Linked DNA regions of Homo sapiens: region 1 is linked to region 2. The links are chromatin loops, found by intact Hi-C in ENCODE. Cell type or tissue: gastrocnemius medialis. All regions are shown on one strand. Links, peaks and the distances in the headings refer to the core of each region. The heading gives the core; the rest is flanking DNA. Region 1 overlaps PRMT7 (protein arginine methyltransferase 7). Region 2 overlaps LOC105371321 (a long non-coding RNA gene).

What was found. Peaks named below come from ENCODE experiments on the same cell type or tissue, not always from the same donor. Only the 100,000 strongest peaks of a DNase experiment are listed, where the experiment ranks them.
Region 1: a loop joins it to region 2, with 23 times the contacts of the local background. A loop is called at or near these places in 1 of 110 quality-filtered maps.

What each region holds. Positions count from the first base shown.
Region 1 is chr16:68,342,626-68,349,323 of GRCh38, forward strand. It overlaps PRMT7 (protein arginine methyltransferase 7), which reads left to right. Exons shown (of 19, transcript NM_019023.5): 10 at 3,050-3,177; 11 at 3,520-3,655; 12 at 4,586-4,669; 13 at 5,006-5,053; 14 at 5,717-5,806. Among named protein-coding and RNA genes, the nearest start is that of PRMT7, 35 kb to the left of the region's middle. RefSeq lists an enhancer at 6,079-6,579. In gastrocnemius medialis, for the core only: a CTCF peak has its summit at 3,339; DNase peaks (open chromatin) are centred at 1,842, 3,036, 3,469 and 4,622; H3K27ac peaks cover 3,745 bases.
Region 2 is chr16:68,506,551-68,513,248 of GRCh38, forward strand. LOC105371321 (a long non-coding RNA gene) reads right to left here. Exons shown (of 4, transcript XR_933693.3): 3 at 5,808-6,168; 4 at 5,559-5,589. Among named protein-coding and RNA genes, the nearest start is that of ZFP90, 29 kb to the right of the region's middle. RefSeq lists an enhancer at 1,475-1,975. In gastrocnemius medialis, for the core only: a CTCF peak has its summit at 3,806 (motif pointing left); a DNase peak (open chromatin) is centred at 3,796; H3K4me3 peaks cover 667 bases; H3K27me3 peaks cover 586 bases.

The DNA of each region.
Region 1 (6,698 bases), core at 978-5,977, 160 kb before region 2:
CCAGAGTTACTGTTTAGGCCGAAGGGTTGTGACTGCTGGGGAATTGCTGTCAATCAGCGTACCCATACCGACAGCAGCATGTGAGACTAAGAAGTATGTGAGCTTCCTAGTCTCCCCTCCACCTTCCAGGTGCCTGGCCCCGGGTGTGTGTGTGTCCAGCCAGGGCCTGCCAGCATCCCTCTGCAGGCTGTGTGTGTGTCACTCTGAATTCACCCACAGAGTTGAGATTGGCACCGCGTCACATTCTTCCTAAGACTGTGTTGCAGAATTAGCATAAGAATAGCATTAAAATGTTAGTACTTTTGGCCGGTGGCTCACTCCTATAATCCCAGCACTTGGGAGGCCAAGGCAGGTGGATCACCTGAGGTCAGGAGTTCAAGACCAGCCTGGCTAACATGTTGAAACCCTGTCTCTACTAAAAATACAAAGAAAATTAGCCGGGCATGGTGGCAGGCGCCTGTAATCCCAGCTACAGGGCTGAGGCAGGAGAATCACTTCAACCTGGGAGGTGGAGGTTGCAGTAAGCTGAGACTGCACCATTGCCCTCCAGCCTGGGCAACAAGAGCGAAACTCCGTCTCAAAAAAAAAAAAAGTTAGTACTTTTAATTTGCATATCTTCGGAGCGCTACTATGTATTTTTTCTCCTTGAATCCTCTTAGTAGACAAACAAGGTAACCACAACCATAGCCAACCCGGGACTCAGCAGGCTCCAGGGATTGGAGCGGGGCCTTGTGTCCAGGAGCAGTAGAGTGGGTCCTGCCCCTGGTCTCTTGACTGTGGGTCTTGTGTTGTTTCTCTACCAGCGTTGACTTTTGGATTGGAAATTTGAAAGCTGCTAATGAATCTCCCTCATGAATTCATGTAACTGCTTTGATCCTAAGTATATTTAGTCTGTCCCACCTTGGCACAGTGGGTTCTGTCACCAGCTCCTCAACGTTAGGACCCAGGAGGTCCCTGTGGTAGGTAGTATGGGAAGGACATGATGACAGGGCAGTGCCATGGGAGCCTAGGAGGGGTCGGGAAAGGGTTCTCCTGTCTTCTTCACATGCATTTGCATAGTGTGGGAATGAATAAAAGGTTTAAAAGAACCTGTGTTATTCCTGTTACTATTTATTTTTCCAGAACATATCTGGTCAGATTTTCATTTTCTAGTTTTTATGTTCAAGTAAGCGTCTTAAGCGTGTGGGAATGTCATTCTCCTGCCTTTTTGTTAAATTAAAGACCAGGTGGGTGGGCACATTCCTTACCTGTGCTCTTGGAGTCCCACAGGGCCAAGTTTTTCTTAGTTCCTGAAGGTGACAGAATGAGCAGGCAGTCGTCTCATCAGAGTTGAGCCAGGCATCTCCTGTTTTTGTTTGTTAGAGACAGGGTCTTGCTTTATTGCTCAGGTTGGATTGTGGTGGCACCTCTTAGCTCACTGCAACTGTGAACTCCTGGGCACAAGCGATCCTCCCACCTCAGCCTCCTGAGTAGCTGGGACTACAGGCACTTGCCACTATGCATGGCTAATCTTGTGTTTTTTGTAGAAATGGGTGTCACTGGTATGTTACCCAGGCTGGTCCCGTACACCTGGCCTCAAACGATTTGCCAGCCTCGGCCTCCCAAATTGTTGGGATTACAGGCATGAGCCACCGTGTCCAGCTGGCATCTACTTTTTAGGGCAGTTCTTCCTTTTTCAAAAAGAGGCTTAACAATTATGAGCGAAATAAACCTCATTATATAAAATAAAAATATCACTCATGGTCCTCCCTTTCACTCAAAATAGCTCCCTTTGTTTGGTCTCTCTCCAAACGCGTGGGTGTCATCGGTGCTCATCTCTGTTCCGGGCCCCGTGGCCTTCAGCAGCAGCGTTTAAGATGTCTGTCCGTATTCTGCACGAGGGTTTATATCCCGTTCTGAGTGCTGGCCATTTGGGTGGGTTCCAGTTTTTGCTGGTATAAATAATTCTGTGATTTGCATTTTTATGTGAATATAACTTTTTTTTTTCTTTTGGGGTTTTCTTAGGATAGAAACCTGTATGTGGGGTTTGTAGTAAGGACTAGCACAGCTTATTAAAAATTGACCGTGGATCATTGTCAACCATGTTTCACAATTTAGAATATTCAGTTATTTAAATACTTCAATTTAATTCAAAGAATAAGCCAAAACCTTTTTGTATTTTCCCACCTTTTTATTTTGAAAAATTATATATCCACAGAATAAGTGAAAATGAACACTGATGGTCGCTTTATTAATTTAAATTTACCAGTTGTTAACGTTTGCCACATCTGCTTTATCTTTGTCTTTCTGCCTCCCTTCCTGCATCTCTACACACACACACACACACACACACGGGCATGCACATTTTTTTTTTTTATTGCTAAATCATTTGAAAGTAAGTTGCAGACATCTGACACTTTACTTTTAAATACTTCAACACTTATCTCCCAAGAATGAAAACAGTCTGCAACATAAATGAAACACATGATCACACCTAAGAAAAACAGTGGTTCCATAGTATCGTCTAACATATGGTTCAAAATAAAATTTGTCTCCAGAAGTCCTTGATAGCTTTTGTTTCCTCAGTCTACGATCCAGTTAGGTTTAGTGCATTGAGTCTGACTGTTTTGTAAATTCCGAGTACGTTAAAGCCTTTGGAATGCGTGCCATGGACTGTTCTGAAAAGGTTCCCCTTAAACCACTAGGTTTAAACCAATTTTTTTCCTTCAAAGGAAACATTCAGCACAGCTCTACGTGTTGAAGAGAGAGCTTTGGTGCTACTCTGATGGGGTGGGGACTGGAGCCTGCACTTGTCCCCTCCCCTGAGCCACTCTGGCAGATTGCTGCTCTTGGCCACATTGTGTCTTCCTAAAGCCAGCAGGGTTCCCGCAAACTTTTGGGCCACTGGCCTCTGAGTTTAGAGTTTATTTATCTCCTTGGCCACAATAGCCAGCTGTAGTCTACATTGTGGACGTCCTGAAAACTGGCAGTTCTCTGGCATTTGGCTCCTGGATTAGAAGCATTGCTCATACTGCAGCTCGTTGACAGCTGACTCTGTTCTCCGTTTCAGTGGCGGGACCACTGGATGCAGTGTGTGTACTTCCTGCCACAAGAGGAGCCTGTGGTGCAGGGCTCAGCGCTCTATCTGGTAGCCCACCACGATGACTACTGCGTATGGTACAGCCTGCAGAGGACCAGGTACGTCGAGCCTCGTGGGGGTGGAGGATGAGCCTCTGAGACTTGTATGTAAATTCCCCATTTACAGATCCTCTGGAGGTGCCAGTGGGTTGATTTGTGTCTGGACAGAATAACATAAGAACAAAGATTTGTGACCAGTGTGTCAGTGCCCATTCGTGTGTACCCAGGAGAGGCTGTCATGGGTTGCTGGAATCTGTTTAGAGCAGATGCGTAGGAAAAGTCTGGAATTAGCGGGTGCTCTAAGCCCTCATGCCTACTGGAGACCAGTGTCCAGATTCATGCCCTCTGGAGACCTGTGGAGGCGCTCACAGCCCACGTCTGTTTGTTCATCTCCTGGCCTAGCCCTGAAAAGAATGAGAGAGTCCGCCAGATGCGCCCCGTGTGTGACTGCCAGGCTCACCTGCTCTGGAACCGGCCTCGGTTTGGAGAGATCAATGACCAGGACAGAACTGATCGATACGTCCAGGCTCTGAGGACCGTAAGTGTCCAGCCCCTTGGCTTGTTGTGGGGAAAAGGGAGAAAGAAGTTTGTCCCATGAACCCCAGCACTTTGCTTATGATTTGCTGTTTCTTTCCTGTGTCCTCTTGTCTATGAGTGGCTTCAGCGAGCGCCTCCTGGGTGGGCACTGGAGCAGAAAGCGGGAGAGCCTGGGGCTGGACTTCCTGAGGGCTTGCTCTCTGCTCTACTGGGAGAGCCTCTGGCTGGGCTCCTGCTGGACACCTTTGCCTTGTCAGACACAGTCATTGCTGTGGGTGGTCACGGTGGATTAGGCCACCCCCTCTTTTCATGTGTTGTCACCTTTCTAAAATTTTCTAAGATGTAAATCTGATCATGTCGCTCTCCTGCCTGAAAACCTTTGCTCCCTGCTACCTGTAGCAGGGGACTCGGCTTGGGGATTACAGATGGGGCTTAGAGGGAGGGTCTCTTGAGGCCCTTGGGGGTGTGTACAGAAATAGGTGTGAATGTGTGCATTTTGGGGGATGGGGGGAGGATCCAAGCCATCCTGAGTTTCTCTCAGAGGGGTCTGTCACCCAGAAAGGCATCCTTGCCTTTGGGCAGTCAATTGTGAACACTCAAGCCTTGGAGGCTCTCAGCTGTCTGTGCTCTAACCAGACAGGGAAGAAGCCTGTTGTCATGGACTGGAAGGTGGCCTGCAGGTGGTGCAGGCCTTCAGCGGGGCCTCTAGGCTGGGTTGAGGGGTGTCTTTCCTGACACTGGGGACAGGTGGGGAGATGTGAGCAAGGCGGGCATGTTTGTGGCTGGGGGTGGTTACTGCATGAGGACGCAGGGGGATGGTCTGAGGTCTGGGCAAGTGGAGTGAGAAGGGAAGTATTTCTGACAGCTTGCCAGCAGGAATCTTCTGGCAAACTGGAGGAAGCCCTGTGCTGAGCTTGCCTGTTCCCCGCAGGTGCTGAAGCCAGACAGCGTGTGCCTGTGTGTCAGCGATGGCAGCCTGCTCTCCGTGCTGGCCCATCACCTGGGGGTGGAGCAGGTACTGACATGCACCCTTGTCAGCCTCCTGATGTGGGCTTGTGAGTTAGAGCATTGCGTGGTCCGGGTGCACAATTCTGTGATCAAGGCTCTTTGCAAAGGCCACTGTTGTGGGCACAGCATGCTCGGGTCAGGGGCTGGGGGGTTTATTGCCTGTGCGTGCAGGCAGGCGTCAGGCCTCAGAGCTGGTGTTCAGGCTGCCCCAGGGAGGGAATGAGGGCAGGGAGGGTTGTTCAGGTGTGTCCTCTGTCTTAGGATGGTCTTGTCGCATTTTAATCTTTAATTTCTTCTCTGTTAAGTGAATATCTTACAACTAATAGCGTGGTGTTCCCTCTAGGTGTTTACAGTCGAGAGTTCAGCAGCTTCTCACAAACTGTTGAGAAAAGTAAGTGAGAATTGTTGTTGCTGAAATAGTGAGAGGACCTGTGGGGTCTGGGTTGATGGCTTTGAAGTGGCATTGGCCCCAGGGGAACAAAGGAGTGGTGGCTCGCTTGCACCCCTGTGTTGTCTTGGTTGCTGCCTGGAGAGCAGCCAGAGGCCTTGGGAGCTGTCACTGAAATAGAGGCAGGCATTTGCACTCTGCTTTGTTTTTTTGTGTCTGAAGAAGTTTAGGCTTTTTTCCTCACTTCACATAAGCTACTGTTGCGGTAGAATTAAATGTAGGATGTGTTTCTGGGACATCAGTGCTGAGGGAGCCAGTGCTCACAGCCTGATGGGAGATGGCATTTCTCTCCCTGGCCAGTAACTGGTTTGATTTCCTCTCCAAAGGGGAACTCCCTTCACCAGAACTGCAGGCTCGCACTGAGTCCTGGTGTGCACATGCGGGAGAAATTTCTTTTGCTTTTATCACATTGTGCTCCTGATCTCATCCGTGGTCTATAGGATGCCCCCCAAGGAGAGGATTTTTCCACAAAGCAGATAAAAGTGGTGTTCCAGAACCATTTGCCGGAAAATTCAAAGCGGAGAATGCAACTTTGAGAGATTTTTTTTTCCTGACAAACACAATACTTTAGTATGAATACAGTAATTTTACGGTTTTCTTTCTAAGATCTTCAAGGCTAACCACTTGGAAGATAAAATTAACATCATAGAGAAACGGCCGGAATTATTAACAAATGAGGACCTACAGGGCAGAAAGGTGAGTAGCGGGAGCCTTTTGGCCACGCTGGGCTGTGTTAGGGTGGTCAGCACGGCACTGAAGTAGCCCAGGCCCCACCCTGTCCCTGGAGTCTCACAGTGGGTCCTCCACATGCAACCTTACCTCCTACGAGCTCCCACCATCAAGGGTGTGGTGAAGCTTTCATGGAGCTGCCCGGTGAGCAGATGGTTGCACTGCTCTTTTTTTTTTTTTTTTTTTTTTTTTTTTGAAAATGGGGTCTCGCGCTGTCGTCCAGGCTGGAGTGCAGTGGCACGATCTTGGCTTACTGCAGCCTCGACCTTCCAGCCTCAAGCGATCCTCCCACCTCTCCCGAGTAGCTGGGACTGTAGGCATGTGCCATTATGCCTGGCTAATTTTTGTATTTTTTGTAGAGTCAGCGTTTCATCATGTGGCCCAGGCTGGTCTTGAACTCCTGGGCTCATGCGATCTGCCAGTCTCAGCCTCCCAAAGTGTCGGGGTTACAGGCATGAGCCACCACACCTGGCTGTACTGCTCTTAGCTCAGCCTCATCTCTGCTCCTTCAGGTCAGGACAGAGCAGCTCTCTTGGGGTTCCTAGGAGCAGAGCATGTCCTTTCCTCTCCACCGCACTCCTGTCTTCATTCCCCGTCCACGGCTTCCTGCTGCAGTCAGGCTTCCGGGCCCTGAAACTGCTTCTGCCAGCAACCTCGTCGTTACTCCCACGGTCTCCCTGCAGGCTTCATCTGCTCTACCCGCTTGTCCTTGTGACCCGGGACTTCTGCCTGTGCTGGGGAGGTCGCTTTCCCCTCACCTTCCTGGCTGCTCCTTACCTTGCACTGCTCCGTGGCACTCTCCCCGTGTCCCCCGCTTCCCCTACTGCATCCTCTCTGGTAATCACGTTCCTTCTCATGT
Region 2 (6,698 bases), core at 1,028-6,027:
GGTTGGTGACACTCATTCAGGAACCAATAGCTTTGTGCCCCAGGGACTGTGGGAAGGAGGACCTCAATGCAGACAGGGGAGCCGCAGGTCTGGTGCAGGGAGGGATGATCATGCCCAGGGCCCTCACTCCCAGCCTCGGCTGGAGGCTCCCTTCATAGAATTCCACCTGCCTGGTAAATGCAGAATGCAGTCCACTTAAAGAAATCAGAGCAGCTGCCACGTCAAAGCCGAAAAGATGTGTGGAGGTGGGTGGAGAGGAGGCGGGTAATTATGCAGGAAAAATAGTTTTCTTGATATTCTTCTGGAAATATGCGTGGAACAGAGGGAGCAGCAGGAGAGATGCCAGGCAAGGAGAAAATGTATGAATAGCAGAATGCATGGTGCCTCTCCAAAGGCAGACAGAGGCAGCGCTGCTTTGACCACAGCATCCTTTTGTGGGGAGCATCTGGGACTCCATGAGACACTTCCGCAGGGACTCTTCAATGTAGGACTTTATTCATGGGTCCATTACAGAATTTGCTGGGAATGATTGAGCCTTTCTTCCCCCTGTAATCCCAGCACTTTGGGAGGCTGAGGTGGGAGGATTGCTTGAGGCCAGGAGTTCAAGACCAGCCTAGGCAACAAAGTAAGATCTCGTCTCTACGAAAAAAAAAATTTTTTTTTAATTAGTCCGAAAAAAAAATGGGAGAGGCGTGAGGGATAAAAGACTACACATTGGGTACAGTGTAGACTGCTTGGGTGATGGGTGCATCAAAATCTCAGAAATCACCGCTAAAGAACATATCCTTGTAACCAAACACTACCTGTTCCCCCAAAACCTATTGAAATTTTAAAAAATAATAACCAAGTGCGGTGGCATGCGTCTGTGGTCCCAGCTACTCGGGAGGCTGAGGTGGGAGGACTGCTTGAGCCCAGGAGTTCGAGGCTACCGTGAGCAATGATTGTACCACTGCACTCCAGCCTGTACCACAGAGCAGGACTCTTGAGAGAGAGAGAGAGAGCACGCTGGCATGGGATCTCCCCATGCCACTTCTATGCCCCGTTAGGAATCTGCCCACAGAACCCATGTACTCTGCATGCCCAAGTGGCAGAGAGGCACCCCAAACTCTGAGAAGCAGCTCTGAGGTTGTGAACATTGAATGTAGATAATTATCCAGCTGTGAAGAAGCTGAACATTTCTTCGGGCTGTTTCTGCGTAATTATAAATATTTGAGAATATTAAACTCCCAGGTTACACATTGAGGGTATTGTCTGAGTAGCAGTTGGCTGCAGAGCTGGAAATGCAAACATATTTTCATTCCTCCCTCCTGGTGTACTCAGGATATTTCATGGGATTCAAAAGAAAAAGTTACAGTCGAGAAAAAAAAGCACCGACAACCTGGAGGCAAAGTCAGTTGCTAATATTTCTAAATAGCTTTAAATCAAAGAAGAGGAATGTGACCACTTTAGTTAACTGTGCTGGGTTTGTGATGCGTTTTTCTCTATGGTTTAGGAAAGCAATTACCATGAAACAACCTACCTGTGCCTTCGTGTGATAAAATGTTCCCTCTAATAGGGCCAATATGCCCAGCAGTAGGTCTTTACAAGCACTCAATGTTTCTAGAAGCATTTTCACATGTGGGGCTCCTTGGTGTGCAGTGAGAGCCCATGACTCACTCCTTAAGGACCCGTCATAGTGCAGGGTTGTTGGTTTTGTTTTTTGTTTTTTGTTTTTGAGATGGAGTTTCGCTCTTGTCGACCAGGCTAGAGTGCAATGGCACGATCTTGGCTCACTGCAACCTCCACCTCCCAGGTTCCAGGTTCAAGTGATTCTCCAGCCTCAGCCTCCCGTGTAGCTGGGATTACAGGCGCCCAGAATGCCCGGCTAATTTTTGCATTTTTAGTAGAGATGGGGTTTTGCCGTGTTAGCCAGGCTGGTCTCCAACTCCTGACCTCAGGTGATCCGCCCACCTCGGCCTCCCAAAGTGCTGGGATTACAGGCATGATCCACTGTGCCACAGGGTTCTTAATAGGAGATGGGTTCTTCCAAGGAGAGGCTGGTGTCCAGGCTGTGAGTGGAGGCTCTGCTGCCCTGGTTCTGCCCGGAGGCCCATGTGATGAGCCCAGGGTCCTGTCCAGACTTCCACCCTCACACTCTTGGTCACCCCATCTTGTCCTCCCACCCACTGAAGTCTCCTGTCTTCTCACCCACTCCCCAAGTGCTGTCCTCCACGCCCTGGAAAGCAGGGGCCATCTGTTACAGACACATCCTCAGCCTTCCATCTCCTGCTTTGCAGCTGTCCCCTGCTGGCCACAGCTTCCCCACATCTCCTGGGAGTTGCTGTCCCTTCTCCAGACCCCCCAGTATCCCTGGAAACCACTGCTCCTGTGCCTTTGAACAATCCCACCCCCTTCACACCCCCCGTCCCCACCGCCCCAGTTTTTGAGGCTCCTGCTTGCTGTTCTCCCTTCCCAGCCCTTGCTCTGGGGCTTGGCTCACTTTTTCTCTCCCCAGTTTTTCCCAGGCTGGAGTGCAATGGGCGATCTTGGCTCACTGCAACCTCAGCCTCCCAGGCTCAAAACATCCTCCCGCCTCAGCTTCTCAAGTAGCTGGGCCCACAGGTGCACACCACTGCGCCCGGCTCATTTTTGCATTTTTTGTAGAGACAGAGTCTCACTATGTTGCCCAGGCTGGTTTTGAACTCCTGGGCTCAAGCCATCTGCCAGCCTTGGCCTCCCAAAGGGTTGGGATTACAGGCTGGAGCCACCACGCCCAGTCTGTTTTTTTTTTCTTCTTCTTCTTCTTCTTTTTTTTTTTTTTAGAGACAGAGTCTCACTCTGTGACTCAGGCTGGAGTACAGTGGCATGATCATGGCTCACTGCAGGCTTGAACTCCTGGCCTCCCACCTCGGCCCCCCAAAGCACTGGGATTACAGGCAGGCGCCCAGCCCTTTTCTCAGCTCAGGGACCTCCCTTCATCTTGGGTAACTGTGATGGGTAAGAACGACCTATGTCATCGTCCAGATCACAAACTTCCTTGGTCCCTCTCCGGGTGCTGCCAGGTCCAGCCCTGTACAGTCTTGGCCTTTAGGGTGGCACCTCTGCCATACCTAGCGCCCTGTGTCTCCCTCACCCTTGGCCACCACAGAGGCCACTGGTCTGCAGCCCCAGGGATTTCTTTGTCCCTTCATTTCTGGCTGCATTCTGTGGCCATCCCATTGCCTCCCTCTCAGGCCCCTGAATCCCATGGTCTCCATCCGTCGCCCATGATGCTGCCGTCTAAGGCCTCTGCCTGATGGGGAGCTGTTGCTTGGTGACCCCACCAACCGATCCCAGTGGGAACCCCCGCCCCACAGCCTCTGGCTCCTCAACTCCCACCCCTAGCCTCCATCTCCAGTTTCTAGGTCACAGTGAGACGCCAGTGTAGGCCAGTAAATGTGCAAAACCAGAACTTCATTTCCCACCCCAAATGCTGTCCCTCTCCCCCAGATGCCGGCAGCTGGCAGGGGGCGTCCTCCGAGAGCCTCCGGAGAACAGCCCGCTTGGCTCTGCAAGTTTGCTGTGGGCGGTGAAAGTATCCGCTGACAAACCATCCAACGTCGGTTTGGAAGCCCAAGGTCCCATAAAAAGTGGGACGAAAAAAGACCCGTTGCGAAGGCTGCGCTACGCGTCCAGCCGCCCGCGCTCCAGCTCACTGTCCTTGGGTAAGGGAGAGGGAGGAGGCTCGTGGACCAAGAGGACGCACTCGGATCTGGAGTTCTCCGGCCCGGACACCCACGGGCCACCGCGTCGAGGCAGCGCGAGCCCCGGGCGCCCCCTGCAGGTTGTACGGGCCTCAGCTGCGCAGCGCAGACGGAGGAGGGCGCTGGCGGTTAAGAACTCCTACTTGTCAACCGGAAAAACATCCCCCATAAAAAAACGGTCAAAGGGCCGGGACAGAAGCATTTGAAATGAAACACAAGGGCCGGGCGCGGTGGCTCACGCTTGTAATCCCAGCACTATGGGAAGCTGAGGTGGGCAGATCACAAGGTCAGGAGTTTGAGACCAGCCTGGCCAACATGGTGAAACCCCGTCTCTACTAAAAATACACAAATTAGCTGGATGTGGTGGCGGGCGCCTGTAATCCCAGCTACTCAGGAGGCTGAGGCAGGAGAATCACTTGAACCCAGGAGGCGGAGGTTGAGGTTGCAGTGAGCTAAGATCAGGCCATTGCACTCCAGCCTGGGTGACAATAGCAAAACTCTGTCTCAAGAAAAAATAAAAATAAAAATAAAAATAAAAGAAAGAAAAGAAAAGAAAAAGAAGAGAAAAGAAACACAAATGTCCAATAAACCATCAAGCTGATATTGACATGGGCAGAATCTGTTGCAAGCCGTGGCACAGGACAGACAGATCCTTTAATCTCACAAACAATGACACTAGGGAGAGGCAGATTGTTCCCATTCTACAGATGCGTAAACTGAGGCACTGAGAGGCTAAGTGACTAGGTCACGGCCACACAGTAAGTAGCAGGGCCAGAAACTCACCCAACAGCCTGGCACCAAGGCCTATGGCCTTATTCACTACATGAGACCAATTCTTAACATAATGAAAAATATACACTGGCTAAAACCAAAGTGTAAATGGAAACAAATTCATTCAATAAACCAAGGGAATCCCAGATGAGGGATCCTGCACCTATCGATGGGCCAAGCCAGGGCCTGGGTGTGTTTCCATCTGTGCTCCCTTCCAAGGTCCAAGGTCATGCTGTCTTACCAGACCTTGGAGGTACTTGGAGTTCAAAGCAAGCTTCGCTTCTGTGAGCCCCCTTGTCTGTTGGCCTGGGGTAGGAGGGCCAGGCTGTGGCATCCTTTCCTCCAGAGACAGAAGCATAGAGGTGAGGTTAGTGGGAGGTGGCCGCAGGGAGGTGAGCCCCATTCTTCCCCAGAGACTGCCATCCTCCTCCTTGCTTTGGTCAAAGGGCCATTTCCTGCCCCGTGGTCTGGCCTCATGATATCCCTTGTAGATTACACAACTCACTCTCCAAAAGCCGCTGTGTTTTATATGGTGGTGAACTGCTCTGTGGTTCCTGCTGAAAATCTTCTGTTGATTCCTGGGGTCAGCTGGGCTCCTTTGAGTCCTGCTTAGGCCACCTTAAGAAGGGCTGCAGGCTGGGAGCAGTGGCTCACACCTGTAATCCCAGCACTTTGGGAGGCCGAAGTGGGAGGATCACTTGAGACCAGGAGCTTGAGATCAGCCTGGCCAACTTGGCAAAACTTCATCTCTACTACAAATACAGACATTAGCCAGGCCTGGTCATGCGCGGCTGAAGTCCCAGCTACTCACCTGGCAGGCAGGAGAATCGCTTGAGCCTGGGAGGCAGAGGTTGCAGTGAGTGGAGATGGTGCCACTGCACTCCAGCCTGGGTGACAGAGTGAAACCCTATTTCAGAAAAAAATAAAATAAATTTTAAAATAAGCAAATAAAAATCAGATGAGCATGGTGGTACTTGCCTGTGGTCCCAGCTACTTGGGAGGCTGAGGTGGGAGGATCCCTTGAACCCAGGAAGTTGAGGCTGCAGCGAGCTTTGCTAGTGCCACTGCACTCCAGCCTGAGTGACAGAGCAAGACCCTGTCTCAAAAAAAAGTAAAGAAATAAAATTTTTTTTAAAAAGAAGAAGGGCTGAGCTTGCTTTCAAGATGAGTGCAACAAACTGGTCCAGACAGAGCCTGGACCAGAGTAAGGCCCACTCTAGGGGCCAGCTGGTTACTCCAGCGCTCTCCCAGAGTCACGTGGTCTCTCTCTGACCTCTTTCTCTCCCCCTTTCAATGCCTGCATCAGCTGCTAACCTCCTCATTGCTGGAGTTCCTCATTCATGTTCCTAAGCCAGCTCATCTGTCTTCCGCCAGGGCACATGATACATCTCTGGATTGGCCGCCTTGTGTCCTGGTTCCCTTGGGGTCTAATCAGCAAGGCCAAGAAGGGAGGGCACTGAGATGGCCGGCACAAGACTGTCCCTTCAGCGGGTACCGTGGGTGATGCACTGCACCATTAGATGGTCGGCTACAATCCTAGACTCTTCTTCCTGTTTATTCATGCTTGAGTTTCATTTGTTGACCTTTGTTATGGTTGCCTAGAGGTCTTTTAAGGGTACTTAAAAATGTCTTAGGTATCCACCCTGGTTCACTGTAGAGGCTGCTACCCAGAAACCTGGCAAGAGAGAATCATTCATAGTTAAACAAACAGGGAGTCATTTCTTCCTCCTTCTTTAGTCTCACCTTTCATTTAGAAAAAAGTAGGGAGACCATATTTAATAACCACCATCCATTAGATTAGATCAACAGGCTCCAAATAGTGCATTTCTTCTAGAAACAGTATCTCCTGGTCTCACAGGAGAGCATGTGGTCAGGAGGAAATTGAATAAAGCCTTTTAATCAGCCACAGTAGTATTTGAATCATTTAATTTAGAATCTGACAACCACAAATTACTTTATTTTTCTGGCCAATTTTAGCCAACCAGGAGAGCTAAGCCAGTCCAACTCATGCTTAATAAATCACCATCTTGCCTTATGGTGGCTAGTTTGGGGAAGAGGTTTTTCTGAGGCTTTTCAGAAATAATCAACAACAGGCCGGGCGTCTGTAATCCCAGCACCTTGGGAGGCTGAGGCGGGTGGATCACCTGAGGTCAGGAGTTCGAGACAAGCCTGGCCCTCAAGGTGGAACCATGTCTCTACTAAAAG